7 separate regions of the Mus musculus genome follow, and all the other regions are linked to region 2. The links are chromatin loops, found by intact Hi-C in ENCODE. Cell type or tissue: heart. All regions are shown on one strand. Links, peaks and the distances in the headings refer to the core of each region. The heading gives the core; the rest is flanking DNA. Region 1 holds the start of Zfp273 (zinc finger protein 273). Region 2 overlaps Rslcan18 (regulator of sex-limitation candidate 18). Region 3 holds the start of Zfp953 (zinc finger protein 953). Region 4 holds the start of Zfp457 (zinc finger protein 457). Region 5 holds the start of Zfp458 (zinc finger protein 458). Region 6 overlaps Gm10037 (predicted gene 10037). Region 7 holds the start of Mterf3 (mitochondrial transcription termination factor 3).

The links. Hi-C counts contacts between places; a loop is a spot of excess contacts. Peaks named below come from ENCODE experiments on the same cell type or tissue, not always from the same donor. Only the 100,000 strongest peaks of a DNase experiment are listed, where the experiment ranks them.
Region 1: it touches region 2 in a loop (2.1-fold over the local background); 2 of 42 quality-filtered maps call a loop at or near these places.
Region 3: a loop joins it to region 2, with 2.0 times the contacts of the local background. A loop is called at or near these places in 3 of 42 quality-filtered maps.
Region 4: it touches region 2 in a loop (2.2-fold over the local background); 3 of 42 quality-filtered maps call a loop at or near these places.
Region 5: it touches region 2 in a loop (2.6-fold over the local background); 3 of 42 quality-filtered maps call a loop at or near these places.
Region 6: a loop joins it to region 2, with 2.2 times the contacts of the local background. A loop is called at or near these places in 3 of 42 quality-filtered maps.
Region 7: a loop joins it to region 2, with 4 times the contacts of the local background. A loop is called at or near these places in 4 of 42 quality-filtered maps.

What each region holds. Positions count from the first base shown.
Region 1 is chr13:67,811,712-67,816,221 of GRCm38, reverse strand. Zfp273 (zinc finger protein 273) reads right to left here and starts at 2,406. Exons shown (of 4, transcript NM_198322.3): 1 at 2,326-2,406. The coding sequence starts at 2,331. The region is part of intron 2 of 4930525G20Rik (RIKEN cDNA 4930525G20 gene); the gene reads left to right. In heart, for the core only: no CTCF peak of the experiment used is centred there; a DNase peak (open chromatin) is centred at 2,171; H3K4me3 peaks cover 1,138 bases; H3K27ac peaks cover 885 bases.
Region 2 is chr13:67,106,517-67,111,026 of GRCm38, reverse strand. It overlaps Rslcan18 (regulator of sex-limitation candidate 18), which reads left to right. Exons shown (of 7, transcript NM_001256052.1): 3 at 2,974-3,057; 4 at 3,408-3,459. Among named protein-coding and RNA genes, the nearest start is that of Rslcan18, 5.3 kb to the left of the region's middle. In heart, for the core only: CTCF peaks have their summits at 2,048 (motif pointing right) and 2,249 (motif pointing left); a DNase peak (open chromatin) is centred at 2,366; H3K4me3 peaks cover 1,858 bases; H3K27ac peaks cover 1,481 bases.
Region 3 is chr13:67,357,903-67,362,412 of GRCm38, reverse strand. It overlaps Zfp953 (zinc finger protein 953), which reads left to right and starts at 1,841. Exons shown (of 4, transcript NM_001038651.3): 1 at 1,841-1,909. The coding sequence starts at 1,904. It overlaps Gm17039 (predicted gene 17039), which reads right to left and starts at 1,748. Exons shown (of 2, transcript NR_167764.1): 1 at 1,350-1,748; 2 at 1-1,241. In heart, for the core only: a CTCF peak has its summit at 2,232; a DNase peak (open chromatin) is centred at 1,782; H3K4me3 peaks cover 1,444 bases; H3K27ac peaks cover 1,021 bases.
Region 4 is chr13:67,303,788-67,308,297 of GRCm38, reverse strand. It overlaps Zfp457 (zinc finger protein 457), which reads left to right and starts at 1,886. Exons shown (of 4, transcript NM_001003666.2): 1 at 1,886-1,948. The coding sequence starts at 1,943. In heart, for the core only: no CTCF peak of the experiment used is centred there; a DNase peak (open chromatin) is centred at 1,807; H3K4me3 peaks cover 1,524 bases; H3K27ac peaks cover 1,186 bases.
Region 5 is chr13:67,266,655-67,271,164 of GRCm38, reverse strand. Zfp458 (zinc finger protein 458) reads left to right here and starts at 2,097. Exons shown (of 4, transcript NM_001001152.2): 1 at 2,097-2,134. The coding sequence starts at 2,129. In heart, for the core only: no CTCF peak of the experiment used is centred there; a DNase peak (open chromatin) is centred at 2,004; H3K4me3 peaks cover 1,266 bases; H3K27ac peaks cover 765 bases.
Region 6 is chr13:67,842,298-67,846,807 of GRCm38, reverse strand. Gm10037 (predicted gene 10037) reads right to left here. Exons shown (of 4, transcript NM_001309374.1): 4 at 3,516-3,812. The coding sequence ends at 3,738. Among named protein-coding and RNA genes, the nearest start is that of Gm10037, 13 kb to the right of the region's middle. In heart, for the core only: CTCF peaks have their summits at 1,086 (motif pointing right), 2,269 and 2,471 (motif pointing right); a DNase peak (open chromatin) is centred at 2,467; H3K4me3 peaks cover 1,130 bases; H3K27ac peaks cover 1,025 bases.
Region 7 is chr13:66,931,160-66,935,669 of GRCm38, reverse strand. Mterf3 (mitochondrial transcription termination factor 3) reads left to right here and starts at 2,598. Exons shown (of 8, transcript NM_025547.4): 1 at 2,598-2,735. It overlaps Ptdss1 (phosphatidylserine synthase 1), which reads right to left and starts at 2,840. Exons shown (of 13, transcript NM_008959.3): 1 at 1,984-2,840. The coding sequence starts at 2,162. In heart, for the core only: no CTCF peak of the experiment used is centred there; DNase peaks (open chromatin) are centred at 2,299, 2,589 and 2,859; H3K4me3 peaks cover 2,842 bases; H3K27ac peaks cover 1,850 bases.

The sequences.
Region 1 (4,510 bases), core at 341-4,340, 710 kb before region 2:
TCCAAGTCTCTTCACCTTAGCCTCAGGCAGACTTTTCAGACAAGGGCAAAAAGTAGCCACATTCTTCACCAAAATACCACAAAAACAGTCTTTATGCCACATACTGAAATACTTCTCCTTTGAAATCTCTTGGGCCAGGTCAACACAGTTCAAATTACTCACAGCAACAAAGTCTTCCATATTCCTACCATAATGATCCATTAAGCCCCATTTAAAGCAATCCACTCTGTTCCAAATCCAAAGTCCCAAAATCCACATTCTTTTAAATAAAAGCATGGTCAGGCCTATCACAGCAATACCCCACTCCTGGTACCAACTTCTGTCTTAGGGTTTTACTGCTGTGATCAGACACCATGACCAAGGCAAGTCTTATAAAAACAACATTTACTTGGGGCTGGCCTACAGGTTCAGAGGTTCAGTTCATAATCATCAAGGTGGGAGCATGGCAGTATCCAGGCAGGCATGGCACAGGCAGAGCTGAGAGTTCTACATCTTCATCCAAAGGTTGCGGGTGGAAGACTGACTTCCAGGCAACTAGAGTGAGTGTCTTAAGCCCACACCCACAGTGACACACCTACTCCAACCAGGTCACACCTATTCCAACAAGGCCACACCTCCAAATGGTGCCACTCCCTGATCCAAGAATATACAAATGATGACAGTGGCATTGACTAGAATGTGTCCATATTATTTTAATATAGTTAGATAATACATAGAGGGCTGGTGAGATGGCTCAGTGGGTAAGAGTACCTGACTGCTCTTCCGATGGTCCGAAGTTCAAATCCCAGCAACCACATGGTGGCTCACAACCATATATAATGAGATCTGACTCTCTCTTCTGGAGTGTATGAAGACAGCTACAGTGTACTTACATATAATAAAAATAAATACATCTTAAAAAAATACATAGAAAATACTAGTATTTACGATAATGTAGTTTAAACCCATGCTTCTTAGGTATAGATTTTAATGCTGTAAGTCAGTCTCCAGCATACAAATCAATTTGACTGGTGTGGCAAAAACAGCACAAATGGCAGGGTGAGGAGACACGTGTATACAAAGGACGGGATGAGCAGCCAGCTGTTTACAATCACAGTTCCATGAGTGAGCCACAGCTCTTCAACTTCATCTCTCAATCTTTCCACAAGAAAACAAATTTCTTACATCGCAGTCTCTGGTGCAATTTTATGAGTTAATATCTTCTAGTATTTTCCAGTCTGTACTATAGGATCAGTGATAGCTGGGAAGGTACAAAGCTCAGAGCGCCCCCTCTATGAGGTTTTGGTTTTGGTTTTGTTTTTTTGTTTTTTGTTTTTTGTTTTTTTTGTTTTTGTTTTTGTTTTTTGTTTTTTTTTTGCCTCATACAGGTGTGTGAATGTGAGGGTTCTGTCACAGTGGGTAAAGGAGTGATTCCTATCCAAAGTGAGCCGCCCTGAAAACTAACAATTTATCACAAAGAAAACGGGACGAACATCCCATACACCAAACTCCCCCGCAGAACTCCCTGTCCTGGAAACTATGAGCCACACGAACTCAAAACCAGAGTCCTGGGCCTGTCATAGAATATGGGAGGGCTCAGAAAAACCCACTTGCTCTAGATTTCCTGAGGGATCTGACAATAGCAATGTGAAAGCTAGTAACAGCAAGCTTCCCCAGCCAAGGGGCTGTGTGCGCTCTCATCATAGCCTGCTTCCGCACGATCAGCCAAGCCACCCTGCTCTAGCCATGTGGTGTGTCTCAGTGTAGCTCCTTGCTCCATTATCATAAGGTAAAATTGTGTCAATGTGCATTTTCCCTCCTGCCATACGATTCTAGGTACACCTGAGCTTTTAAAGTCACAACATATCGATCAAAGTAAGACGTAAACTCAATACACAGTGACATTGAAAGGTGGAATCATATTCCTACAACAACCTCTTTAAATCTGGTATTTTAAAAGTAGCCTAAAGGTATTGAAAAGCCTTGGGCAATAGCGCTCTTTTGGAGATCTTCGCATAGACTTGTGGGAAATGCAGTCCCTCTAATCATGACGTCACTAGACAGGATTCAAGCTTTCCGATCTCCATTCTTGCACTAGCAGGCCACCTCTCAGGTCCCTGAAACACATGATTGACTCTGGCAGTCGCTCCGTCCTAACAGAGCATTCGCTCCTGGCACCGTGCGTGCGCCCCACCCCTGCACTCTGGCCAAGCCTAGATCTGCATTGCACATCCAAGTGGGCTTCTCTCCGCCTCCCGCCCAGCCCTCACCGGCTCCCTGCACGCCGGACCCGCCCAACCTCAGAGTTCATGAGGTTTGCAAGTCTAGGCTGCACCCGGGACCAACCTCCATGTTAAGCGCGAAGAACAAGCCACACTGTCCGAACTTTGAGAACGCCGCAGAGTTTGGAGAATCACAAATGCAAAATGAACCCGGAAGCACAGAGAGCAGAGTCCTGTCTAGCGGGGTCATGCAGAGAGAAACTACATTTCCCAGAAGTCTATGCGAAGGACTGCCCTGAACCAAAGAAGTCAGAGGGTTTATAGGTCATGGATTGTATTTAACTGGAATTAGGCTCCTTTAAAAATCCCAAATTTACAAAGGGCAATTTGCGAATATGAGTGCAGCCTTTTACAGTAATGTGTATTAAGTTTACTTCTTACTCTGATCAATGCTGTGTCTTAAAAAGCTCAGGGGTTTGAGACAGAAGAATCACAAGTCTATGTCCCAAATTACACACTACCAAAAGAGATGGGGGGCTACTCACTGGTGAAGCACTTGCCTGGAGTAAAGGAGGCCTAGGTTTAACATCCATTATGACACTAAATCAAAGAGGAGAACAAAAACAAAAAACAGAACAATTTTGGTGTGTACACTGAAATCCACAGTTTGGGGCGGATATGGGCTAGGAAACACAGATATCTCTTACCGATAAGCCCCAGAAACCCTTTGAGATTTTCTTCTGTCCTTAGTCCCTTGTCCACACGTTCCTCAATTAATCCGTGTAAACAATTTAATATTTGAGAGAGCTGTGCCAGAGCTTTACCGGATTCTCTTTCACAATCTCACACAACTATTCACCACCAGATGTTCTTCCAGCTCCTGGCTCTACTCTCAATGGGAGGAAAACTGATCTTGGGCTCAATATGGCCAGTGAACTGACTCTTGACACACTATTCATCACTCATCATAGGATTTCTATCATAAGAGATTGCCGCGGAGCACCACAGTCAAGTATGAGGGTCCCTGGAATGAGGGTCCTTGAAGCTAGGTGGATAAGGTTTTGACAGTGACAAATAGAAACAAACACATAGGCAGTTTGAATCTGAGTGTATTCTGCAGCTCTCAAGCAGGAGATATTATACATTAAAAAACTAAACATTACATCTCTTAGAAACTACATCCAAATGAAACATTCACAGATACCAACAAAAATCATTTGGCACAGTAAAGTAGAAAAATCATCCAAGCATTACAACTCTGAAACCATGTATTCAGTGCATTGCAAACAGAACAGGTAACATCATCATAAATCATCAAAATATAACAATTCTAAAAGGATGTATCCAGTGGGGGCTGCCGTCCAAAGCTAGTGGCATATTTCTAGGAGCAGGTTAATAAATCTTTAATGATCAGTGCTAAACTAACTTTCCAGCCCCATGGAATTATTTAACATCTAGTGCCTGATTTTTTATAATCTTCAGTGTATAAATTTAAACTACTTTAATTCTTCCTAATTAAGGCTTTCTTTAACATATACCAAAATCCACCTCCGATGACACATGTGTAGCCATATGAAATTTTATTGTTGGGAAAGTTTTTATCATAATAATTTTGTAAATGATTTAGAAAGTAAAGTGTTGGTTTCCCTGGGGTTAAGGTCATGTTAGTGGCCCAATCTCTAGGGATTATTTCTTACCCATTATTCTCACTTAAGATCTTGGCCTAGGCTACCAGGAACATATAAATAAGAAAAGGAATAAGAGAAAACAAAACAGATAGATTGACATGAGAACTACGACTCAAAATTTTTTCTCTGGTGAAGAGTTCAACAACTGGTTCCAGGAGGCCTCCCCCTTTTGAGGTCAATTGCCTTAGTCTGTGGAACTTGTAACACAGATCCTACTGGAGGTGGTGTGGCAAGAGGTCTGCTCTCCCAAAATGCCACCTGAACCTCCCTCACACTCCTTGCTGGCTAGTGAGACCAGCCTGGCCTGACTCAGTGTAGGGTAACATGGAGCAACTGAGACTGCAATGCTGAAGACAGAGGTGGATCCAGCTGCAGCAGCAGAGGCAGAGGAAATGACTCCCCCTTCCTGCTCCCATTCTCTCACTTTTGCTTGAACCCTTGCACCCAGCAGGGTGACCTCTGTGGAAAGACTACAGTACACAAGCCCACAGACTACCATATGCAACTCTAAAAAAAAATAAACCCTTTCCTCCACAACTTGATTTATGGTCATGGTATTTCATCACAGCAATAGTAACCCTAACAAGGGCACTTACCATATGACTCAGCTGTACCAGTTCT
Region 2 (4,510 bases), core at 285-4,284:
GTCAGTGCTCTTAACCGCTGAGCCATTTCTCCAGCCCCCTGTATTGCATTTATAATCTTTCTACCCTTGTCTCTTGCTCCAGCCCTGCACACTCTGGTCCCGCTCACTGTAACCCCTTCCTTCAACCCCCAGCCCAGTAACTTATACCCTGCCTCTCTCTATTCTCCCCAGTAATTGTTCATAGCGATTTTTATTTAACTAATCATTTCAAACTGGGGGGTAAGGTTTGTACAACAAAGGCTGGTGTATGTGAGAATTTTCTCTTCTTGGGACAACCAGATGTTGGGGTATATAACTTAACATATGAATACAAACATCGCCAGACCAAACTCCAACATGTGTGTATGTTTGTGTCTGTTACCTGGAAACCTAATTGAAAGGGTACTGACTCATCTGAGAGTTGCTATTCCTTGATGCTAATTCAAGAGGAGGAGGAGCTACCATGTTGCAGGTACAAACTATATGTGCAGGATCTAAGAGGGAGTCCCATTAGGTAAAATAATAGTAACCCAGACATAGTTATGAAAAAGTCTACCAGAAGTTAAGTTCTCAGGCTGAATGTGTTTGTTTAGACCCTGCTGACAAATTTATCTATTACCTCTAATAAGATAGGTTGTATAATATCTTGTTCATTTAATTTCCCCTCATTGAAACATTCTCATTAGGTGTGATGTTTGGCAAGTTCACTTCAAAGTGTAAGTTTGAAGGCTAAAGTAGTTATGAGAATTTAGTCTTCTTGCCGAGAATCTGGGTTTGGTTTCCAACAAGCACATCATGGCTCTCAAGTACATGTAGCAGTAGTTCCAGAGGATCAGGTCCCTTAATCTAACATGCTCAGGCTAATGTACAAAAAAAGTACATGCATACATTCTACATACGTGTGTACACCGACATATACACATAAAATTGAAAGAAAATTATATAATTAAAATTTCCATTGGGCATGGTGATGCTCGCCTTTAATTCCAGCACTCAGGAGGTAGTGGGTGGTGGATCTCTGAGTTGGAGGCCATTCTGGTCTACTGATTTAGGTCTAGGACTGACAGGACTACACAGAGAAAACTTGTTTGGACTAAACCAAGAAAAGAACATTAAATAATAGGTTTTTACTTTAGAAAAGAAAGTGATATTTGAAGGTAATATTATTCCCTCACTTTAAAAATGTTCATACAAAATACATGAATAAATACCTGCTAAAAGTCATATTAAAAATATGTTCCTGAAAAATCCAGTAAAATCAACTGTTTGTGCAATTTTCAAGAGTCCCTATGGCCACCACATACTGAGCTAGTACCACTACCCCAGATACATTGTAGGAACCTTCATTAACACATCTCTCATCAGGAAACACATAGACATACTGGGAATGTAGTTTTGTACCTCTTCTGAAGACATACTTCGGATTGTTAACCTTGCAGGATTCTCTTGTCATTATTGCCTCCTTCTTTACCGCAGTGTAGTATTCATTTCCCGAGTACATTATAACGTAAATGTATTATATACCTGTCACCTGCTATGACTCAACTCATGATCAATCATTTCAAGGAAGTAGTAACAACAAAAACGCCATAGAGAGAAAATGTGAGTGGCTTATGGTGAGAGAAAATGAAATATGAACTTCCCAGTATGTCTGCTCAGAAATAGTTTCCTTGAGAATCAGTGTCTGTTGCAAGTACTAACATGTATAGAGTTTGTATATGATTTGACCTCAGCAGTGACAGATACAGGAGTGACAATCCTTATGAAAAGACAGGAGGGTACACACATCCATGCTGCAAAGTGGGTTTGTAGCTCATTTTGTGTTCCCGGGAACATATTTCTGAGACCACGGTATTCAGGGAATAATTTCTCTGTGTCCCTGCCACCACAAGACTGATTTTGGTTCTCCTGTGTGGGCTGTTTTCAGTGTCGCACACTAAAACCAAGGCCTCCTGACTTTATGGAACTTGTCACATCACCCAGCTTCCTCCAATTCCTTTTTGTTCTTTTCATTTCAATACAGGAGCAGCTGCCACCAGGTGGCTGCCGCCGAACCTGTCTTCAAAGCACATTCGAAAGACGTAGCGGTGACTTCCCATGTTAGTTTTTTGTAATTATCTCCAAGTAAAAATTGAGTCAAATGAACGTTTTCCTACAGTTAGCAGAGCTGAGTGAAACCACAGTAAAGTGACCAGAAATAACCAGTACACTTAATAAACATTAGCGTAAGGTTTCACATTCCAACATCACAGTTGTGAGCAGAAGACTTTAAAAGCAGCCTGATTTCCTTCCACTGTCTCCCTCTAGCGGCAGAACCTGTGTGTTTCCATCCTTTCACATAGGATTCAGCGACTCTTGGATCTCCATTACACAGACTTATGGGAAATGTAGTCTCCCTCGATGTGACGTAACAAGCAAGGGAAGCCAGAGCGCCTTTTGAGTTCTTTCTGCGCATGTTCCGCCCTTCATAGCGAGTCCTTTTCCACTTTGGACTCAAACAAGTTTCTAACTACCCTGCTGGAGTTGGATCTCTGAGGTGAAGGCTGGTTCAGGGTGCAGAGCAGCCCGCCAGGCCCGAGGGATTGTGCAGTGTGGACGGGTAGGTCCATCTTTAAAGGAGTTGTCACGGGGCATCTATGAAATAGGGAAAAGCTCACTTTGGAGGGGCTGTTCTAACCAAGGCTGGGCTGCTGAGTCAGGATTTAAGTCAGCGCTGCGGAGAGGACGGCGGCGATGGTGCTGGGAGCAGCCATCAGTCTACTGCTGCTTCAGACATGCTTCCCACATGGTGGAAAGAAAGGCAAGGCTGGGAGCTCTCTTTCCAGCTTGGCTGTGGAAGCATCCTGGTACTAGCTGACTCACTCTCTTCTGGCTGTAGCCAGGTTTCCCCGCTCGTCTAGAGAAAGTGGAGTTTCTGGTCACGACCGCACTGTATAGCAACGAAGTACTCGTGTTTATAAAGTTTGTAAAACATCTAGTGTTCTTGTTTATAAGGTTTATAAACTCTTACATTCTAGAAGAACGAGGAGAGGAAAAGGAATGGACAGGGACGATGAACCTACACTCGAGAAGGGCAAGGTTTGTCAGGACTTCTCTCACAAAATGTCTCTGAGGCACACAGACAGGAGGTGCGAGAGTTCTTGTGACTTCCACTCTATTCTGTTGTTCTAGGCTTGTGTCCAGAACCAGGTTCCACTGAAGGAGGGGGCAGTGAGATTCCATATTCCGATCAGGGGACTAGGTGATACGACGAAGCAATTCTTAGGAAATCACATTTTGCTCCCTGGCCAGAAAGGCGTTGCATTTCTTCCACCTAGAAAGTAAACTTTGTCACGCTTAAGCTTAAGTGTCCTGGAGTGTTTCCATGAATTTAGTCAAAACCCACCTAGTGAGACCATAGCGACAGACCTTCTGCCCTCCACCCACAGGCAGTCAGTCCACAGTGGCCTGAGAAGAGCAGACTCCTATCAGCATCAGTTGGTGAGCTGTGCTGTGGTGGTTCTGTGTGGGACAGCATTAGGTGATGATCCTTGCAGCTTCCATTGGGGACCTGCTCTAGTTCTCTCAGGGAAGTGTCTCTATCTTCACGATGCTCTTGCTGGTCTATGAGCTGAGCAGTTTTCCTGCTGACAGGTGGCCATCTCCTGGGTAAAGAACATGGAAGGGTGTGCTTCTCATCTCTCACGTGTGGAAAAGTCTAGGTTTTTTGTTTTTGTTTTTTGTTTTCCTTAAGACAATTCTGAGTTTTCTATTAAACAACTTCCTTGATACTTCTTGTGACTTGGGATTCATTAGCCTTCTCCATTGATGTTTCCCTCTGTGCTCTCTCTCCCTCTCTCTCTCTCTCTCTCTCTCTCTCTCTCTCTCTCTCTCATCTATATATGTGTGTGTGTGTGTGTGTGTGTGTGTGTGTGTGTGTTAATGAGTATTTTGCCTTCAGGTATATCTGTGAATCACTTGTATGTCTGGTGCCTATTAAAGACAGGCAAGGGGCGGGTCCCCTGGAACTGGAGTTGCAAATGCCTGTGAGCCCACAGATGGGTCCTCTGGAAGAACAGCCAGTGTGTTTAACCACTGAGCCATCTCCTCAGCCTCTCATCTGCTCTTCTGATGGGAGGTGTTTTTCAGGATACTAATTGTTTATATAGGCTTCTCACCGCTCTTCACTTGCGAGGATCTAGAACAAGTCCTTGTTCTGTGGCCTCCTCTCTTTTCCAAGTCTGTTAGGGATGAACTGCTTGGTAAGCTTACAGTCCTAGGCTTTGCTTGTGTATTTATGCTGTTCTTTTTCATCTGTCCATTGTAATGTGTCATCCCTCAGCTTCCCCAAGTGCTGTTTCTGCAGAGAGAACCTAGAGAGGCTCCTCCTATGTCAGGAGCCCCTGTTATCTTCACCCCATGTGAATTAATTTAGGGTTATCTAGGCCGGTATTTGTTGAAGTACAGGTTTTAATTTGTATGGTTCGCTTTTTCAAATAATGTAAGATTAAAGACCATATTTTCTAAAATCTTTGTTTTCCACATTTCTCTC
Region 3 (4,510 bases), core at 138-4,137, 250 kb before region 2:
GAATCACACAATTACAATGCAAAGAAATGGAGACTGCAGAAGACTTGTAAATGGATGCTGCAACTTCAAGGATGGGCACATCTCACGTGAATGACGACCCTCTAAGGTAGGTGTGCATGTAGCAGACACAAACATAGATGTACACATATACATGTGTAATATAACCAATTTAAGGTTACGCCTTACAAATAAACTCAATTCGGATTAGGGTTATTTCATTTGGCTTTGACAATTACTGAGCTGCAACCCTTAATCTACTCTTCTAACTGCTGTCCTGGCTGCCTTCCCAGTGGAAGTTGCAGTTTCTCCTGGCCACATGCTCATGGTCCGTCTGCTCCAGGGCAGCTTCGTCCTTTTTTTCCCATTCCTCCTCCTTGTCCTGGTGTCTCTTCCTTCTCTCTCTTCTCCACCTCCTACCAGCTAACTCAAAACTCACCTGCCTCAAATCCCTCCAGTAATTGGCTGTAGCCAATTTGATTTATCCAGTAGTTTTAAATCAAGGAACAAGGTTTACACAACAGAACCTTGTAAATGTGAGAAGTCAGTAGAGAGTCTAGACCTTTGAGTAGAGAATTTAGCATAACAAAACATAGCAACACACCGAACCTCAACACATACACATATTAGAAAACTTGCTATGCTCAGAAATTCTGTCCTTGTGGTTGCTGACAATGCCTTCCACTGCAATATTCAGGAGGAGGACAGACCACTCATGACCTCATTCTAAACAGACATGCCAATCAAGTGTCCAGGTGAATGTACTGCTTCTTGACTCTAGTTTCTCTAAATCGAGGAAGGTGTTCTGCATCCATAGGTAAACACACTCCCTGACAAAGAACTCAATAGGGACTCTGCACAGTCTTTGCTCTGAAACAGCTTCCTTTTGAATCATAATATATCAGGGAAGTATGAAGCCTTTTCTGCAATGGGGTTTGTAACTTTGACTCAAGCTTGAACTTCACAGGAATAAACCTTCCCAAGAAGAGATGGGAATTCTCAATATTGTATGTTTCCAGTGTAACTTCTTTAATATACCGACCTCATTTGGCAATGCTATGAACATATTTCTGATACCTTTGTATTCAAGAAGGAATTATCTCGGTGTTCTGCTTCGGAGAAATAACGGAAGTTCAAGGCGGATACCACTGATGTTCAAATATTGCCAAATATGAACGATGACAGGCTCACATGAGAGACGGAGAATTCAATACGGAACATCAAACCTAACACAGGCAGAAATCCTATAATACAAAATGGACCAAGAGTTAGGACATACACCACTGCGATCCCAGGAGCTCTGCTCCTCCTCTTGGGAGAGATGCAGAGGAAAGCAAGTGCTCAGAAAATACCTGATGGTTGCTGGCTTTGAATTCTAAGTCTTTTGTCTTAAGCACCTGATATGCTGCGTAGCAGGCAGGGTCACCAAGGATGGTTTCAAGAGCACCTTAAATTAGCTCTTGCTTCCATATTTTTAAGTAAAGCAAGTCATGAAAGTGCGAGTTTTCCATGTGGTAGTAAGATAGTTTAAAATCACGGTGTTCTAGCAGAAATAACTAAGAAACCTGATAAACATCACTGTGAAAGGGTCGACTCACAGGCTAACATTGCGTGCTGGGACCACAGAACTTTAAATGAATCCAAATGCCCTGTGACTGCCCAAGTGCAGAAGACTGTTTCTTCCCAACTTCAAGGAATCACAGTCAGGATACCAGCAGGTGAACAACCCAGTTCTGTGGGTTCATGGAAGTTCTTCGCACTGATTTGTGGGAAATGTAGTCCGGATGCCTGTGACGTCATCAGAAGGCTGGCCGTTGCTATCAAACTTCCGCATTTGATTTTCAAACTTAACTTCTCCCCAGAGTTAGGCGTCTGTCCTGTTGAAACCTTCGTTTGGATCTCTGACATGGAGGTTGGTGCAGGGAACACCGCAACCTTGCAGATCTGAGGGACTGTGCAGGGTGGCGTATCGGGCACGGAAGGAGCTTATCTGGGCTTGTTATGAGACAGGGCAAGCTGCTGACCTGGAGATGTTGTGCTGACCTAGGCTAGGGAAGAAAGTTGGAAACAACAGGATGGCAAGGGCAGGCTGGGTCTGCTGACTGCTTATTTCTGAGATGCTGAAAGGAGCGCACTCATCTTTACTGGGGAAATATGCTCTGCCTAGCTGACCCGTTCTCACGTGGCTGTAGTCAGATTCTCAGGAGATTTAGAACACTTGGACATCTAGCGCCTCCTATACTCTGTGTTCTATCTAGTACTGGAGTTTGACTTCACAAATCTTCCTAAAGTTCCTAGTGCCAGGGACAAAGAGTCCCGTGAGGGTGATTGTTGTGTGGAATGTTAGTTCCTTTTCCTTTGGAATAAAGTGTTAGATTTATGGATGCCTCGGGTTGAATAAGAACTCAGGATGTATAATCCTGTACCTGAATCACCACAATACATGGCTGTATAGCCACAGAGTAGTCCTGTAATTGATATGAACCAGTGTTTGCACAATCCAAATAATTATGAATTTTGCCCTTCTGCTAAAAAAAAAAAACACTAGACAATAATACTCAACAATTCTTAGTATGTGTTCTGTCCAAAATTTGGACTCCTTCTCAGATATGAGAGATGACTTGGTGAGATGAGAGAAATGGAACTCATGATCTCTGGAAGGGACTGGAATGTCTCTGAAAGAGAAAGGAGATGGCCCTCCTCTGGTCACATGATTTTCTTCTGTCTGTTCACATTATCAGAAATATCTAAATTCTCTTAAATGCACTCTGTCCCTGTATCTGGCACCCAGCTTTACTGCTGCTCACTGGACATTTCTAGAATGATTTCCTCATGTTTTCCTGTGGTTGTAAGAAAAATTCAGAAAGCTCTGGCACACTTGGGGTCTTATAATTTTCACATAGGTTCCTGTCCATGCAAAATGCAGTTCTCCTCTTAAAGGGTTAAGAGACAGTTTAGTCAGCCTTTTGAGTGGCCATTATCTGAGAATACAGACTTAGGTTAATCCAAATTCTGTGCTTCAACACAAGGCAGTTTCATGGTTTTACAGAACAGAGAATGTCATTAACCAAGGAAAATTTAAAATACATTGGTGTGTGTCTCATAGAGTCATCGGAGATATTCTATTTACCTAAGATACCATCTGATGAGGTTTTAGCTTTTGGACTGATAGAATTTCATGTTCTGCCTTGTCAGTGGATTCTGAGAGGTTTTTTATCTATTGTCACAAGCTGTGTGGTCCACTATAGAGTGAGGTAATGACTGTCCCTGAAGAGAAAACCAACCCAAGGTAAGACAGCTAACCCTGAACCTGCAGAATTCCAGGCTCTGCCCCTCCGTGAACTTCCACATGGGCCACCAGTGTCTGCACACAAAGACTCCTTGTAAGAGTTTTGCATTCACAGAGTACACACAGGTTTTTGTGTGTGTGTGTGTGTGTGTGTGTGTGTGTGTGTGTGTGTGTGTGTTTTGCAGGGTTTCTCCTCCACAGCTCCTATCACTATTTTCAGTGATCTTGCTTATATTGTCACTCCTCAGTCCAATTGAGTGTTAGTGAGCCGGAGCCTGGCTTATGGCATTGAAGTCTACTCCCAGAAAGCATGGGCTTCAGACAACCTTGTTCTACTAATGGGATTTTCAATGAGTTTCTTGCCATATCTAGAGTAATAGATATTTCCTAATAAATGTTGCTAAACTGTAGGAAAATTATGAGTATATGAAGTTGGAATCTTGTGCTGCCTTGTACATCAAAACATGTTCCTTACAATGTAGAGAGGGTACAGCCGCATGCTATATATAACTTCCAGGTACCAAATATTCATATATATTTTAAATTAAACAGCTCTATGGCAGATAAGTGAACTTAAGCCTAGTCTGTAACTCATTTCTGACAGCTCTGCTTTTTGAGGAGGAGTCAGGAATCCTGGGGTTCAAAATCACCCTCTCCTTCATAGTCAATTCATTGTGAGCCTAGGCTATTTGAGACACGTGGTTTAAAAAGAATATTAAAACGTAGGGTTTTTTTTTTAATGTGGTAATTACTTCTTCTGGTTGGTCTCAGTTCTGAGCACCAGTGACCTGACAGAAATCCATCCAATTCACTTCTTCTAATTATGACAACTTACAAATGTGCTTTAAGAAGTTGTATCAGATATATTTGAAATCTTAAATCCAAATTCCACTAGCATCCTTCTGTTAATGACTAGTGTTTGGGGATTAGAAACTTGTTTCCACTGACTGTGTGGGAAAGGATTCCCCTCTTTGCCTGGCTTGAGTATTCCTCTGTATTTGCAGGGAATGGTAGTTTTGTTTGCATACTCTTCACGATTATTTTCTGACATGACCTCGTGGTGACTTCTGCTGAATTCACATGAATCTTTTGAGAACAGCACTACTGCTGTTCTACAGATAGAATATGACAGCTTATCTACCACTGTCCTTCGCATCTGAAACTGCTACCATCCAGGCAGTAAACTGTCAAGGTGGGCATCCTTCCTCTTCCTCAGGGAGGAGT
Region 4 (4,510 bases), core at 269-4,268, 200 kb before region 2:
ATATTCTGCTGAATGAGGCTCCTCTTTGATGATATGTTCAGGTTGTGACTACACCACCGTAACTCCTCCTCCTATTGAATTATACAGCCACAATGCACAGAAATGGAGACTGCAGAAGACTTGTAAATGGATGCTGCATCCTCACGGATGAACACATCTCATGTGAATGACTACCCTCTTACAAATGTGTGCATGAAAAGACACAAACATACATGTATACATATACCATACACACAACTAATTTAAGCTTACCCTTGACTAGCTTACAAATAAATAAGACTCAGACTATGGTTATTTCCATTGGCTTTGACAATTACTGGGGAGGGCAGCCCTCATTTATTCTTCTAACTGCTATCCTGGTGTCCTCCTTTCTTCCCGATGGTATACCCCAGATACTTGCTGTTTCTCATGGCCATGTCTCATCTTTGAGACATGGCATCTTTGTCCTCTTTCCCCATTCTTCCTCCTTTTCCTGGTCTCTCTTCCTTCTCTCTCTCTTCTCGACCCTCTACCAGGTAACTCAAAACCCACCTACCTGTAATTTCTCCAGTAATTGGCTGTAGCCAATTTGATTTAACTAATAGTATTAAATCAAGGAACAAGGTTTGCACAACAGAACCTTGTAAATGTGAGAAGTCTGTGGTAGGCTTAGATCTTCGGGTATAGAATTTAGCATTACATACATAGCAACAGACCAGACCTCAACACATAACACATATTGGAAAACTAGCTATGCTGAGAAATAATAACTTTTGTGGCTTCTGACAATGCCCTTCACTGCAGCATTCAGGAGGAGGACAGACCAGTCATGATGCTTGCCAATCAAGCACAGGTACACACACGTACTGCTCCTTGCCTCTAGTTTCTCTGAGTGAGCAAATGATCTGCATCTCTGGATAAACATACTCCTGAAAAAGAATAGGGACTCTGCACAGTCTTTGCGCTGAAACGGGTTCCTTTTGGATCATTAGGATTCCGGGAAGTATGAAGCCTTTTCTGTAATGGAGTTTGTAACTTTGACTCAAGTATGAACTACACAGGAATAAACCTTCCCATGAAAAGGTAGGGATTCTCAATCCTGCATGTTTCCAGTGTAACTTCTTTATTACAGTGACTTATTTGACAGTAATATGAACATATATCTGATACCTTTGTATTCAAGGAGAAAACACTCAAGTGTTCTATTTAGAAGGGAGGGAAGTTCAAGACAGATAACACTAATGTTCAAATATTTTCAAATATGACCGATGACAGGATCAGTGCAGAGACAGGAAAATCAATAAGAAACATCAAACCTAAGGCAAAGGGAAATCCTGTAAGTGCACAATGGCTCGACAGTCAGTACACACACCATTGTGATCCCAGGAACTCTGCCCCTCCCCTTGGGAGACAGGAAAGCCTGTACTAAGAAAACATCTGCTGGTGACTAGATTTGATCTCCAATTCTTCTATCTTAAGCGACTAAGATGGTTTCAATAGAATCGTAAAGAGATAATGCTCACTCCTACATTAACTTCCTGCTTCCACATTCTTAAATAAAGCAGATCATGAAAGCATGAATTTTTCATTCGTGAATGATTCTATACATAGATCAGAGTTGTAGCAGAGATAACATGGAAACGTGATGAACGTGATTACTGTGAAAGGCTCATCTTACAGGCAAACATTTCGTGCCATGACCAAGGATTTTAAAAGAGCCCAAATTCCATGTGCATGCCCATGTGCAGCTGCTCTCAGTGGACTGTAATCCAGGCAGTGTACAAAAGCTCTTCAGTGGGTTCCCGGAAGTCCTTCCAACTGACTTGTGGGAAATGTAGTCCCATCGCCTGTGACGTCATCAGAAAGAGCTGTCAGCAACAAAATTCCGTATTCTTTCTTCAAACTTCGCTTCTTCTCAAATTTGTGCAGCTGTCCTGTTGAGCGCTGCATTTGGATTTCTGCCATGGAGGTTGGTGCAGGGAACAGCACCATCTTGCAGATCTGAAGGACTGTGCAGGGTGGCGGATAGGGCACAGAGAGTGCCAACTTGGGCTTGTGAGACAGGAAGCTGCTGACCTTGAGGTGCTGTGCTGACCTAGGCTGGGCCACTGTCCCTGGGCACAGGTTTGAAGAGGAGAAGGTTGGAAACAGCAGGATGGCAAGGGCAGGCAGGGTCTGCTCACTGCCTGTGCCTGAGATGCTGACGGGAGCTCACGCATCTTTGCTGGGGAAACGTGCTCTGCCTAGCTGACGGGTTCTCCTGTGGTGGTTGTCAGATTCTTAGGACATACAGAACACGTGGACATCTAGCGCCCCATATACTTTATGTCCTAGAGATTACTCCTGGTTTGAGCTCACACAGCTTCCCAAAGGTCCTAGTGTCTAGGGACAGAGAGTCCTGTGACGGTGATTGTTGTGTGGGTTGTTAGTTACTTTTCCTTTGGAATGAATTGTTAGATTTATGGATGCCTTGGTTAGAGTGGGAATTTCCAATAGACATCTCTGTGACTTGAATCATCACAATACATGGCTATGTAGCCACAGAATAATCTTGTAATTGGTATGAACCTATGTTTGCCCAATCCAGATAATTATGGATTTTGCACATCAAATTAAAATCGCTAGACAGCAGTACCTCAACGGTTCTGAGTATGTGTTCTGTCCAAATTTGGACTTCTTTTCAGATGAGAGACGACTTGGTGTGATGAGAGATTGCTGGGTGGGGCTGGAAAGTCTGAAAGGGAAGAGGAAAATGGCTCTGCTCATCTGCCAGGCTCTGTAAATTGTTCTCTAATCTGCCAGGCTCTGTACATTGCTCTCTAATCTGCCAGGCTCTGTACATTGTACTATGTTTTCTTATCACATGATTTTCTTCTGTCTCTTCACATTGTCAGCAGCGTCTGAACTGTCCTAAATTTAACTGTCTTAAATATTAAATTTTCTGTCCCTCAATGTGACATTCAGGTTTACTGAGGCACCTTTAATAGTTTTAGGAAGAATTCCCCAAGTTTTTCAACTGCTTTGGAACAGCTGGAATATAAATTTGGAAAGCTGTTATACATTTGGGGTCTAATGATTTTTCACATAGGTTCCTGTCTATGCATAGTTCTCCTCCTGAAGGGTTAAGAGAATAGTTTAGTCCAGAGCCATTTGAATAGCCTTGATCTGAGAACACAGATTTACTTTAATCCAAATTCTATGCTCCAACATGGAATCAGTTTCATGGTTTTACAGAACAAAGAATGTCATTAACCAAGGAAAATTTAAAATACTTTGGTGTGAGTCGATAGAAGCATGTACTACGATATATGGGAGATATTCTATTCACCTAAGATACCATCTGCTGAGATTTTAGCTTTTGGATTCATAGAAACTTATGTTCTCCCTTGTCAGTGGATTCTGGGAGGTTTTTATCTATTGTCATAAGCTATGTGGTCCACTATAGAGTGAGGCAAGGACTGACCCTGAAGGTAAAACCAGCCCAAGGTAAGACAGCTAACCCTGAACCTGCAGAATTCCAGGCTCTGCCCCTCGGTGAACTTACACGTGGGCCATCAGACTCTGCACCCACAGACTCCTTACAAGAGTTTTGCATTCACAGAATACACACAGATTTTAGTGTGTGTGTGTGTGTGTGTGTGTGTGTGTGTGTGTGTGTGTGTGTGTGTGTGTGTTTCAAGATTTCTCCTCCACAGCCGCTCCCCCTATCTCAGGGGATCTTGCTTATATTATCACTCTTCAGTCAAACCAAGTGTTTGTGAGCCAGAGCTGGAGCCTGACCTACAGCATTCAAGTCTACTGTCAGGAAGCATGGGCTTCAGACCACCTTGTCCTAGCTACTGGAATTTTCAATGAGTTTGCAACCATATCTAGAATAAATAGACACTTCCTAGTTAATGTTACATATAACAGTTTATCAATTGGGAATTGTGTGCTGCCTTGTGCAACAAAACACAGTCCTTATAATATAGAAAGAGTACATGAGCATCGTCACATATAACTTACAGGCACCAAATATTTATTTATATGTATTTAAAATCAAACAGCCTAATTATTGAAGAGTGAACTTAAGTATATTCTATGATTCATTTCTGTCATCTCTGTGTTTTGAGGAGGAGTCAGGAGTCCTGGAATTCAAAGTCATCCTCTCCTTCATAGCCAACTCAAGGGAGCCTAGGCTACGTGAGACTCTGCATATTAAAAAGATTCTTAAAATGTTGTTCTTTGGGTGTTATAATAACTTCTTCATGTTCCTTTCACTTCTGAGCACCAGGGACCGGACAGAAATCCATCCAATTGACATCTTCTAATTATAAAGATGTTACATGGTATAGCATTGGAAATGTAAATGAGCTAAATACCTAATAAAAAATGGAAAAAAAAATAAAGATGTTACAAATGTGCTTTAAGAAGTTCTATGGGACGTACTTGAAATCTTAAATCCACATTTTCACTAGCATCCTTTTGTTAATGTTGGAGATTAGGAACTTGTTTCCATTTACCATGTGGGGAAAGGTTCTCCTCTTTGCCT
Region 5 (4,510 bases), core at 383-4,382, 160 kb before region 2:
ATGTATACACACACATATATAATTTTACTAGCAGTGTGTGTGTGTGCATGCATGCCTGCCTGTCTGTCTGTCTGTCTGTCTGTCTGTTTATGTCCCTGTGCTCCTCTCTTCTATATGAGCTTCATGATGTCAAAAGAGTTGGGCTGGTCCTCTAGAACTGTGCTTGTGAGCCACAATGTGAATGTTAGAAAACAAACTCATGCTCTGTAAGAATTTAATTACTCTCAACTACTGAACAATCTCTTTAGCTTACTGTAAGCATAGATTTTTAAAAGGAATTTGGCCACACATCACATTGAATGCAGAATGTTTCTATGGGAGAAACTTAAAGGATTAAGTGACTATAAAATGATAGTGTAGGCAATAAAGCTAAAACTTCCAACATGGTCTAAACAAGCATATAAGGCCTGAGAATCAGACTATGGTAAACTTTCTGTAAGTATGCCCGGGCCGCTAACACCATGCTGAATGAGGCTTTCTCTAGAGTCTGCATGTTCAGTTTGTGCCTACCTCCTTCTCTTGAATTAACCAATTTCACTAGGAGGAAATGGAAACTGCGGAACAGTTGAGGTTTCATCCTCACAGATCAGCTCCTCTCAGGTGAGTCAGTTCCCTCAGTCAGTACACTCACACATTGAAAGCCTAGCAGTACTTATGGTTGCTGGCAATGCCCTTCCCTGCAGCCTTCAGGAGTACAGACTAGTCATGAGTTCATTCTAAACAGACATGCCAATCAAGTGTCCAGGTGAATGTATTAGGGGTATTGTTTAATACTGCTTGATGACTCTAGTTTCTCTAAGAGGAGCTGTATCCCTGGCTTAGCACACTGCCTGGAATACAAGAATTGAATAGGAACTTCCCATAGTCTCTGCACTGAAACAGCTTCCTCATCAATCTGTATACATCGTGGAAGCATGAAGCCTTCCTTATAATGGGTGTGTACCTTTGTCTCAAACACAAACTGCCCAGCAATAAATCTTCCTAAGAAGAGATGGGCATTCTCAGTACTCCATGGTCCCAATGCAGCTTCTTTACTACACTGAGCTCACTTGACAATCGTAGGGACATATTTCTAACACCTTTGTATTCAAGGAGGAATCATCTCAGTGTTCTGCTTAGAAGTGAGGGAAGTTCAAGACAGATAACAAATATTTAAATCGTCTGAAACATGAATCATGGCGTGATCAGGAGAGAGGAAATTCTATAAGGAACATCAAAGGGAACAAGGGAAATCCTATAGTGCACAGTGTACCAAGAGTCAGTAGACTCACCAGTGTGATCCCAGGAGCTCTGCACCTCCTGCTGGGAGATGGGGAGGAGGAAAGCCTGTGCTCAGAGAACACCCGGTGGTGACTAGTTTTGATTTCCTGTTCTTCTTCTTTTTTTTTTTTTAATTATTATTTATTTATTATATGTAAGTACACTGTAGCTGTCTTCAGACACTCCAGAAGAGGGCGTCAGATCTCATTACAGATGGTTGTGAGCCACCATGTGGTTGCTGGGATTTGAACTCCAGACCTTTGGAAGAGCAGTCGGGTGCTCTTACCCACTGAGCCATCTCACCAGCCTGATTTCCTGTTCTTCTGTTTTAAGCACCTGAGATGCTGCATGTCAGGCGGGATCACCAAGCGTGGTTTCATTAAAGAAATGCACAGTCCTACATTACCGTCCTGCTTCCTTATTTTTAAGTAAAGCAGACCATGAAAGCATGATTTCCCATGTGTTAGTATGATTTCATAAGTAGGTTTGAGCTTTAAAATCACGTTTTAGCAGAAATAACTAGCATGATTAACATTACTGAGAAAGGCTCGACTCACAGGCTAACATCGCATGCTGAGACCACAGCACTTCAAAAAAGCCCGAATGCCCTGTGGCTGCCCATGTGCAGAAGACTGTTTCTTTCTAATTCCACTTGCTCACAGTAGGGCAGGTACCCAGGCAGTGCACAAAACCCATTTGGAGTGTTCCTGGAAGTCCTTTGCACTGACTTGTGGGAAATGTAGTCCCAACAATTATGACATCACCAGAAGGGGCTGTCAGTATTGAACTTCCGGGTTCGTTCTTAAACCTCGCTTCTCCCCCAAAGTTAGGGGACTGTCCTGCTCAGAACTGGGCTTGGATCTCTGACATGGAGGTTGGTGCAGGGAGCAACGCCGTCCTGCAGATCCAGAGGGACTGTGCAGGGTGGCGGGTCGGGCGCGGAGGGAGCTGACTCAGGCTGGTTGGGAGACAGGGGAAGCTGCTGACCTGGAGATGCTGTGCTGACCTAGGATGGGCCACTGCCCCCGGGAACAAGATTGAAGAGGAGAAGGTTGGAAAACAACAGGATGGCCAGGGCAATCTGGTTCTGCTGACTGCCTGTGCCTGAGATGCTGAAGGGAGCGCACTCAACTTTGCTGAAGAACATGCTCTGCCTAGCTGACCCGTGATCACATGGCTATAGTCAGATTCTCGGGATTTACAGAACTTCCTAAATTTCCTAGTGTGCTGGAACAGAAAGTCTTGTGAGGGCAACTGTTGTGTGGAATGTTAGTTCCTATTCCCTTGGAATGAATTGTTAGATTTATGGACGCCTCCGTTTGAATAGGAATTTCTAATAGACACCGCTGTGACCTGAATCATCACAATACATGGCTGTATAGCCACAGAATAATCTTGGAATTGGTATGAACCCGTGTTTGCACAATCCAAATAATTAACCTTTCTTTCCCCTTACCTCTGGTACGTGGGCTAGAGGGAAAGTTGAAGCGTTCAAGAACTCTAATTAAGTAAGTCTTGAAATTTCTAAGCCTACAGTATGATGTTTTCTAGTTCCATCCATTTGCCTGAAAAATTCTTGATATCCTTATTTTCAATAGCTGAGCAGTATTTCACTGTGTAAGTGAACCACATTTTCTTTATCCATTTGTTCATCGAGGGATATCTGTATTGTTTCCAGATTCTGGATATCATGAATGAAGTTGCTCTGAATGTAGTTGAGTAAGGTGCCTTGTAGTTTGGTGGAACATCTTTTGGGTATATGACCGTGGTATAGCTGGGTCTTGAGGTAGAACTATACCCAATTATCTGAGGAGCTGCCAAATTGATTTCTATAGTGGTTGTGCAACTTGACACTCCCTCCAGCAATGGAGGCGTGTTCTCCCTGATTCACATCCTTGCCAGCATGTGCTGTGGCTTGCGTTTTTGATTTTGGCCATTCTGCTGGGTGTAAAGTAGAATCTCAGTCACCTTGGTTTGCATTTTCCTGAAGGCTAAGAATGTTGGACCTTTTAAAGGTCTTTCTTGGCCATTAAAGATTCCTCTATTGAGGAATTCTCTGCTTAGCTCTTTAACCCATTTTTAAATTGGCTATTTGGGTTGTTGGTGTCTACCTTTTTGAGTTCATTATATTTTTTGGGTGTCACCCCCCCCACCCCCATGAGGCATAGGGTTGATGAAGATCTTTTCCCCTTCTGTAGGCTACCAATTTTTTCCTATTGACAGCGACCTTTGCCTTGCAGAAGCTTTTCAGTTTCATGAGGCCCCATTTATTAGTTACTGATCTTAGTGCCTGAGCTATTTGGTGTTCTGTTCAGGAGGTTGTCTCCTGTACCAGTGTGTTCAAGGCTACTTTATACTTCCTCTTGTATTAGACTTAGTGTATCTGGTTTTATGTTGAGGTCTTTGATCCATGTGGACTTGAGTTTTTGCAGGATAATAAATTGGATCTATTTACATTTTCTAGATGCAGACATCCAGTTAGACAGCTACCATTTGTTAAAGATGCTTTCTTTTTCCATTGGATGGTTTTTGTCTTCTTAGTAAAAAAAAAAAATCAATGTTCATAGGTGTATGGGTTTATTTCAGGATCTTGTATTTGATTCAGTTCATCAACCTCTCTGTTTCTGTACCAATATCATGCATTTGTGGTTGTTGTTTTATTTGTTTGTTTGTTTGTTTGTTTGTTTGTTTTACTATTCTGTGGTACAGCTTGAAATCAGGGATGGTCATTTTATTGTACAGGATTGTTTTAGGTATACAGTTTTGTTTTGTTTTTTCCATGTGAAGTTGAAAATTGTTTTTCCAAGGTCTGTTAAGAATTATGTTGTAGTTTTAATGGGAAGTGCATTGAATCTGTAGATTGCTTATGATAAGATGGCCATTTTTATTGTTAATCTTACTTATCCATGACCATGAGAAATCATTCCATCTTTTGATATCTTAGTTATATTCCTTTTTCAGAGAGTTGAAGTTCTTGTTTTACAGGTCTTTCAATTGCTTGGTTAGAGTTACACCAGGATATTTTATAATATTTGTGGATAGTGAGAAGGTAGTTGTTTCCCTAATTTCTTTGTCAGTCTGTTTACTGTTCATATAACTGAGGGCCACTGATTTTTTTTTTTTGAGCAGATTTTGTATCCAACCATTTTGCTGATGATGTTTATATGATGTAGGAGGTCTCTGGTAGAGTTTTGGGGGTCACTTGTGCATGCTATCATATCATCTGTGAATATCCATACTTTGATTTTTT
Region 6 (4,510 bases), core at 301-4,300, 740 kb before region 2:
CATTATCAGGTTGCTTTGAAACAGCAGTTTCAATTTAATTCCCTCACCAGACTATGTTAGAGCCTTTCAAAGGCTGACCAGATTGAGGCTTCCCCCACCCATGAGCTTGGCAAAGAACCCAATATATTTTTCCTCCTATCATCTGGATGGTTGTTTTTGAATACTATTGTCTGATGGAAGATGCAGACGTGGGAAGTGTTTTATAGGCAAAAGATGCAAGAAGACCTTGAATATCTGCACAAGATCTTGAATGTCTGCATAAGCAAGCAAAGAGCTGTTCTGCTCAAGATTAGGCAGTCAAAACAACTTCAGAATAATTTTTAAACATCTGTATGAGCAAGTTACCAAAGCCAAAAAAAAAATAGTAATATCATATCACAAGTTGATGGTCACAGCTGCATATTTCTGGGTTAGAGTTGCTCAGGTGGGATTCCTGAGAACCTTTCTTCCTGGAGCTTGGGTCAGGGACAAAGAGCTATTTGAAATCAAGATGGACAGCTATCATAAAATAATGCTTCTTCAGAGATGAGCCCAGAAACGCTGAGTTTCTGTTTCCCCAAATTCTAAACTGTGTTGTTCTGTCTTTTTTTTTTTTTTTTTTTTTTTTTTTTTGACATGGTGTCTTATACATCTGAAGCCTGGTTCTAACTCAGTGACTTGTTGTGTTGCTCAGGACTGGTTTTAACCCCTTGACCCTCCTGCTTCCATCACCCAAGTACTAGCAGTACAGATGTGCACCTCCTGGGCAGCCAATATCTTAATCAGTGAGCACATTGATGGAATGTGCTCCATCACACATGAGGAAAGACCCTCTTCCCATATCCTGTTCAGCCCCTTTTCCTAGTAACGTGATTTTTTTCCCCTTTCGAGCCGAACAGGAGATACTCGAGTGGTCCACAGAGCCATATACATATCTCCAAAGATACTGCACAGAAAATGGGACTTTGTGTCCTTTCTTATGTTTGACAGTACTGAGTATGGCTGAGGAGAAGTCAGGGACACAGTATTCTTTCTTTCTCTCTTTTTTAAAGATTTATTTATTTATTTATTTATTTATTATATGTAAGTACCCTGTAGCTGCCTTCAGACACACCAGAAGAGGGCGCCAGATCTCATTACAGATGGTTGTGAGCCATCATGTGGTTGCTGGGAATTGAACTCAGGACCTTCGGAAGAGCAGACAATGCTCTTAACCACTGAGCCATCTCTTCAGCCCCCAGGGGACACAGTATTCTTATGGCCCTGGGAAAGAACTCAAAGCTGTAAAATGGCAGAGTGAAGATAAGGGAGCAACCAGGTAGAACTGAAGTTTCCAAGATAATCGAAATACATCTATCAGAATCTTCTGACTCTTCTGACAGGGATGCAAGTGTGGCCTAGTGGAAACGGGCTTGCCTAACATTCTTGAAGACTTGAGTTCATCCCCAATAAAGCAAAAGGACAAGCAGTAAAGCATCTTTAGAGTATCCTAGTACGACTGGTCACAGTAAGTGGGATGAGTCAAACTTCAAAAACCATGGCAAGGCACATAGCTGAATTAAAAAAATAAAATTAAGTTGAAAAAACAAAAGGAGATAATTATTTTTAGAAACAATGTTTCTTTAGCCATCGAATCATCCCCTTTAGGTTACCCGGAGGCATTGGGTGAAGAATTTGCCCTCTGGGGAGTGATGAGAGGCAATGCTCATTTCAAAGAAAACATGCATAATGTAAAAAGGTCACTTTCACTAAACCGTGGGGGCTAGGGGCCCACACCACCGTCTCTAGAAGTCTGGGGACCCCATGGTATCTTTCTGAGAGGGGCACCTCTGAGTTCCGAGTACTGTGCAACTCTAGCCGCCAGCGGCCACAGGTTACTAAGCTCCTGAAAGGAAAGCTGGATTGGATGGGAAAGGCGGCGAGAGAAATAACAGGTCAAGACAAAATTCTCTGATCAAGGCTCAACTTTAATTCTAGGGTCTGATTTTTAAAGGGGAGAGAACCCATCCCCCACTATGCCAGGATCTCGTTGAGTCGCTTTGTCAGGATCTGTCAGGAAAACAAGCTCAGCTGCTCAGCAGGTAGCTTCTTGCAGACAAAAGACTTGACAAAGGTCAGAAGACTCCACCCTAGGTGAACTAGGGAGTGAGGCAAACAAGGTCTAAGCCACCCTGCTCAAGGTGGCGGTGGTGGGGGGAGGGGGGCGGGCGGGCGGGGGGGGGGGGGCGGGTAGGGTAGAACGACAGCAACCTGGAGCTTCCCAGTCGCCCAGAGCAGACCCGCATAGTATTCGCTGAAGCAAAGTGTCGCATCTGTAGTGGGTCCCGCAGGGAAACTTGAATTCAACGCTACTTGACATTACTGAAGCTCTGACGCTTCTTAGAAAATATTACTGACTTAACAGGGTTTGGGGGGGGGGGGGGGGGAGTGTGGCTATGGTGTTGTAACCATCATTACCAGCAGGTGGAGACATTGTCACGTACTGACTCATTTTTAAAGCCAAGGAACTGAAAATGCAGAACTACTGGTAAAAGGACCAAGAGAATCTGAACAAGGGGGAAAATCGGTGGCAATTTACGGAAGTGATCTACCTCCCGAGGGAGCAAATTCAGTCCCACACTTGTGTACTGATTGCCACCACACTAGTAGGGAATCACTGCCCTCCTCCTAGGTGGGGCTCTGCTGGAGCCACTGCCTGCTCCTGTCAAACAGTCCCTGAGGGAGGAGTGAGGATGATTGCAGGAAAGACGGAAAGAAGAGACAAGAGACAGATAGGGAAGACTGTCCAGTGAGTACAGCAGCAGCGTGTTTAATGAGTTTAGCCTGTTTTATACCCCACAGTGCCGTGGGAAGCAAAACCACAAGCTCGCAGACACAATGGCTGACATATCCATAGGATATCTGTTCCCATCCAGATATCCTCTGGGAGCCTTCCTGCTCCTTCTACAAAGGTTAATCGGAAGTCCAGTCCCTCACCTTGAGCCTCAAGTGCATCTCCTCTTATCGTTCCATGCATCAGTAGGCCAGGAAATCTTCCACTCTGCAGAACATTCTGCCAGGCCACAAACTCTGTTCTGTTTTGACCCGGCCTAGCAGGCAAGGTTTTACTCTGCTAGAGAAGCAGGTAACTGGCTCCCGACAGGGCTCCTAGATCACAGGTGGTAAAGTCACAGCAAAAATTCTTCTCAAAACACCTCCATGAAATGCAAAGAAGCAGGTCCCTTTATTACCAAATCCCACAGTGATTCTCCCAGCTCAAAATGTAATCCTTTCTTGTGCCTGTGGTTAAAGGAAATAGAACAATACAAAAGGATGCAAACTTATTTTAGGCCAGCAGTGCAACACCTTCTCATTCCTAATGCCAGGTGTCACCTGAGGTCTTACCTTACTTTAATTTCCATAGACTGTAGTGCTCTGTACAGGCAGCAGATCCCAAAACAGGGAGAGAGAAGGTGACCTGGCACACATCAGAAAAGTTACCTCTGCTTTCTTGTGCAGAGGAATTTATGAAATGGTCAGAGACTGTGAGTCAGACTCCGAAGCAATACCACAGAGTTTAATGCTCACTCCTTCCTACTGGCAGCCCACTGTAATCTCACCTCTTGTTCACTCAGCTAGCTGGAGATAAAGCAAAGCCCACAGTTGGCAAGGTCTTTAGCACCTGGACTTCTTTCTTGGGCACAGTAGAGTTGATACAACAGCTCTAACCACACAGTTATGAGACTGTGTCCAGGCCAGTTTTGCTTCTCTGTATACCATCAGGCATTCCAGTTCTGGCTGTAGTGACACTGCGGATTCCTTCCCCACAATTCCCTGCAAGGAGTCTGAAGAACCTATTAGTTAAGATAATTTCAAGATTACTTTGCTCCAAGTCAGAAAAAAAAATACCTCTTATTCTATTACCTTTTCCACATCAAATTAGGGTGGTGGTGTGTCATCAGTGCTAAGGAAATCCAATCAAGATATTAAAAATTATACAAATAGTCAAAGACATTCCATCGATAAAATCTAAATTGGTGTGATTCATGGGCTAAATCCTCTTAAAGCTAACCTTTTGATGTCAAAAGCCTTGCTCCTGCAAGTTAAAAATCCAAGGACCGAAATTCATCCTCCCATCTGCTCTGTCTGTTCCAGGAGTTCTCTGCACCTGAGCAACTTCAGCAGCTCCCACATCTGCCCCTGAGCAACTTCAGCAGCTCCCACATCTGCCCCTGAGCAACTTCAGCAGCTCCCACATCTGCCCCTGAGCAACTTCAGCAGCTCCCACATCTGCCCCTGAGCAACTTCAGCAGCTCCCACATCTGCCCCTGAGCAACTTCAGCAGCTCCCACATCTGCCCCTGAGCAACTTCAGCAGCTCCCACATCTGCCCCTGAGCAACTTCAGCAGCTCCCACATCTGCCCCTGAGCAACTTCAGCAGCTCCCACATCTGCCCCTGAGCAACTTCAGCAGCTCCCACATCTGCCCCTGAGCAACTTCAGCAGCTCCCACATCTGCCCCTGAGCAACTTCAGCAGCTCCCACATCTGCCC
Region 7 (4,510 bases), core at 150-4,149, 180 kb after region 2:
CTTAACTCAGTGTCGTGCACTTAGCTAAGAAACAACTATCTTATGACAATCCTATGAGGTGTTAATACTGGTATTTTCATTTTGTGTACAGATGAGGAGACTGGGGACTAACAAATTAGGCAGTCATACAACTTTTATAGAGTAAAATCCACTGGCATGATGGGTAGTGGACAGTAACCATAATTAGGCTCAAGAGTGAGTTCTCTCCAAAGCTAGAAATGTGACTGGCTAGATGCTATAGGAAGACAGGTCTCGTCTGCAAAAGAGTGGCATACTTTACAACAATGGAAGTGGCACCCCTAGGTAAGAATAACTGTTACCTACTGTTTCTATGTTTGAAGTAATTTATACAAATCAACATCTGCAATTTAGTCTATGCTGTCTCATGTGTGGTCTATGTTGTACAGTGCTGTCTCATGTGTGGTCTATGTGGTACAGTGCTGTCTCATGTGTGGTCTATGTGGTACAGTGCTGTCTCATGTGTGGTCTATGTTGTACAATGCTGTCTCATGTAGCATGGCATGCCTCTGGCCTCCCCTTTACGACATACCAGACATTTCTTCAAAACTTATCTTCCCCAGACTTTGACTGATTACTGATAAAAATATCAGGAAAAGCTGGGTGTGGTGGTTCAAGCTTATACTCACAACACTGGGCTAAGGCAGGAGTAAGGGTTAAAGGGTAGCTTAAGCTATACAGTCTAATCCTATCACAAACAAAAAGAAGGGTAAACACTGAGGACACCATATACCAGGTATTCTACTCAACAGTGCACACACTCATTTAGTCTTCCTAATCCTGAAGTGATTACAAACTCTTTATTCATTTTATAGGCATGGACCCTCACACTGAGAACAAAGTTAAATAACTTCCCTAAAATCACAGCCAGTTTTGAAATCTTGGTTACTCTTGGAAGCCATAATGGTTTGGTGGATAGGGTATGACTCCCCTCTCTTTAAAAAATGTAATTCAGATAATATAAATTATAAGACAGAAATAGGGGTGTGTATGTTGTAGGATCCATTAGCTCCTTGGCTGAGGTCAAGGGGCCACAGATACAATAGCTTTGTAAGGTACGAAATACACAGCTATTAGAAGTGATCTGAACATGTGTGTATATTTTTAGGGGAATAAGAGAGCCATGTTATGTTGTGTGCATTTTATGTGTTTTGTTTAGTGTGGTTAGCATTCTCTAGTCTCTAGATAATACACAACTGCTTGCCACTATCCCCTTTCAGCCAGTATTTTAGAGATGCATGAGAGGGCAGGATGTGCCCCTTGTGGTCAGCGGTAGCCTATAGAGTACAGTACATTGGAAATGATGGGTATTGGCTTGTGCTTCATGGGAGGCATCCACTGGGATGTGTGTCAACAGCGACTGCTGATGCTGTGGCATTGAGGTGGTGTTTGAGACTGGGAGAAGAGTTACATTAGATGACTTTGGGAAATGTATATAAAAGGAAAAACAGTGTGGTGCACCTCACATGTACATTTGTGTGTGTGCCTGGTAATACTGAATGCCAGAGGATTTTTCTGTGTATGGTGTGTGTTTTATGTGTGTAGTGTGAGTTGAAGGAGGTTCAATCATGAAATGGTTCATGCCATTTGCTGGAGACAGACCACGGATGAGTGGTTAGAGATCAGAGCCTTCTGATAGTGACAGAGAACGATACAGAGCAAGGGGTGTGGATCACCCAGCTAGGTGACCTGCATGAGTTCCTGGTGTGGTCCGACGTAGTGAATGAGAAAGATGGGATTTGGACATGAGGGGTGGCAGGTGGAAAAGTAGGCGGAGAGGACTGTAAGCCACGCGGTAGGCAGAGGAGCTGTGTGGCCCTTGTGTCCCCGAGCTTGCACGCGTGGAACAGCTACTCACTTCCTTACCACCAGCCACACCTGGCCACCCTCCCCTCTACTGCTTCTCGGTCTGTCGTCTCTGTCCTCCTCTCCCCGGCGCTCCGCGCGACTCCAGGCCAGACTTACCTGGTGAAGGCGAAGTACATGAGGCTGATGATGGTGAAGCTGAGCAGGGTGATGGTGTGCGGCCGGTAGAAGAAGTCTATGGTGATGTCCTCCACTTGCTGCTCGTTGATCATGCGGAAATGCATCCTGTAGTTCACATCATCCTTGCTCAGAGTCCTGCTCCCCACGCAGGACGCCATAGTTCTTCTCCCCGTCCTGCCGCGGCCCCGGAGGCCCCGGCCCTAGAAGGCTGGGACCCCGGCAGCGACGGACCGCAGCAGCGAAGGTGCCTGACGCTGGGGCGGGGTCTGGCACCCTGAGAAGGGTGCTAGCCCAGGGAAGGACCCGCGCGCGAGGGCGGGGTCGCGGCGCCACCACCGCGTCCCGGAGCAGGGGGAGAAGGCAGCCTGAAGAAGCAGCCTAGTAGGGCGACATCGTAGAGCTCTCACCCTCCCCACATTACGGCGGAGTGACTGATCCTGGGAACGCGGCGACCAGCTCCAGGGCCTGCAAACCCCAGGCCAGCTCTGTCCCGGTCCCCCGCGGCGTCCCTTCCCGCGCCGCCGCAGATGGTCTCGCCCATTCGCAGCGCAGCCCACGTGGGGGGCGGTGCCGGCCTAGCGTGGCGAATCGCCGGCTTGCGAAGCTACGGTGCACCGTATCCCCGGCGTAGGTTGCACGGTCGCTGTGAAGCAGGAGCGCGAGACCGCCGCCCGGCCGGATTACTGTCCGGCCTACCTGTACCCAGCAGCGTCCGGGAGCCTCGCGGCTTGGTAGGTATCGGTGACCCGGAGAGGAGGTTCGGGCTCGATCGGTCGGTACCTAAACCTTGTGGTGGCAACGTCGCCGGGCTTGTTCATCAGCTTCAGACTAAGGCCCCGAGGATGTCCCGGCTTCCTGCGGAAGTCCTTCCCGGATAAAGCCGGTTGGTTAAAGAGTCTAAGGACTGCGGCTGCGCTGCCCAGAGGCCCTTTATTACGAAGTGCATCTTTCATCATCGGAGCTCGGGATTAGTTGTAAAGATTTTGAACCTAGAAAAGCCTGTTTCGGCTCTTGTTCCTATTCCTAACAACAAAACAAGAGTGCCCGGTAACCGCTGAGAGCTGGCGTACCCTACTAATGAACTTGAGAGATTTTAAGGATTTTTTTTTTTCTTTTGCCCTCTTAATGTACATACCGTAAGGCGTTATTCACGAGTGCACATCTTTACTCGTTTCTGAGTCCTTTGTGTCTTTATTTGTCCTGGACTCACTTCCACTCAACAAACTGGAACCCTCCAAACCTCTAGCTTGGTGCTGAAAAGACCCTGGGAAGGTGGGTCTCGAGAGGGGGCGGGACTGTGCTGTCCTTCTGCACAGACTATCAATCATTGACATTGCTGAGACAGCAAATTTATGTGAAAAGGAGTGCACTGGCAAGTAAAAGTGGAGGGTGAACATTATTAGTCTTTAGCACTCAGATCTTTGAATGCAAATAGAATTTAACAGAGTCTACTAAATGTGGAAAGGGTATTGAATTTGATTCTGGACAGACTCTAGAATGAAATTGGGGTTCTGGGAGCTGGTTTGTAAGTACCCTAGAGCCCTTATTGTAATCCCCAACATTATAAAAAGTACTTTGATGCTGAGAGTGGACCAGTGTTTTTTTCTAGAATAGCATACGTAAAAGCATGTGGAGAATAGTGTCTGAACCTCCATCATCGTGGGCTACAGTGACATATCCAGTCTTGACTGTCAGGACCCCCACTTGTAGATTGGACCTGCCTGGCTGTGCTGAAGTTTCTCTCGAAGCTTGGTCTTGTCTAGGTGGCACAACTTAGTTCCTACTTTAACTATTTTGGAGATGAGAGGGAGTTTGAGGGGAAAATTGGCAGGCTTGGAAGCCCCTTTCCAACTAAAGTTTAGCAAAAATTGCCTATTCCACAAGGTTATTGCCAACACCGCCTTCCTATACCACTTCAGAAGGAAAGATTTGCCCTTGTATTATTCTTAGCAAGCATCCCCCAACTATAACAAGAGATTAAACTCTCAAATGTTTCTTCCTATTCAGGACATAAAACTATCTGAATCCTCTGGCTAGAGAAACAGAACACAACGGCATAAGTAAGAGTTAATTGACAGTTACAGGTTTTTTGTCTGTTTAGTTGAGAATACTGCTGGCTAACATTTATTGAGCACTTTCCATTTATTCATTTATTTGAGCCGTGTCACACTTGTAGAACTTTGAGCAATCTTGCCTCAGGCTTCTGAGTGCTAGGATTACAGGCATGACCTCCCCACTCCACGCTCCTTTATAGTGATTATTTTAATTAATATTTAGGTATTGTACTCAGTTCTTTCTGCTGTTTTGGTTTTGGAGTTGGTTACTTGTTTGGGTTTTATTCTTTTTCTTTTCTTTTAGGCAGTCTCACTACATTGTTCCTGCTTGACTTGAGCTTTCAGTGCAACATCTGTGTCTCAGGAGGAGAATTCTAGGAGGCCTTCACTCCCGGCCCAGCTGCTCCCTATTTTGACCCTTTTTGTTTGAAAGACTTTTTTTTTTTCCAAGC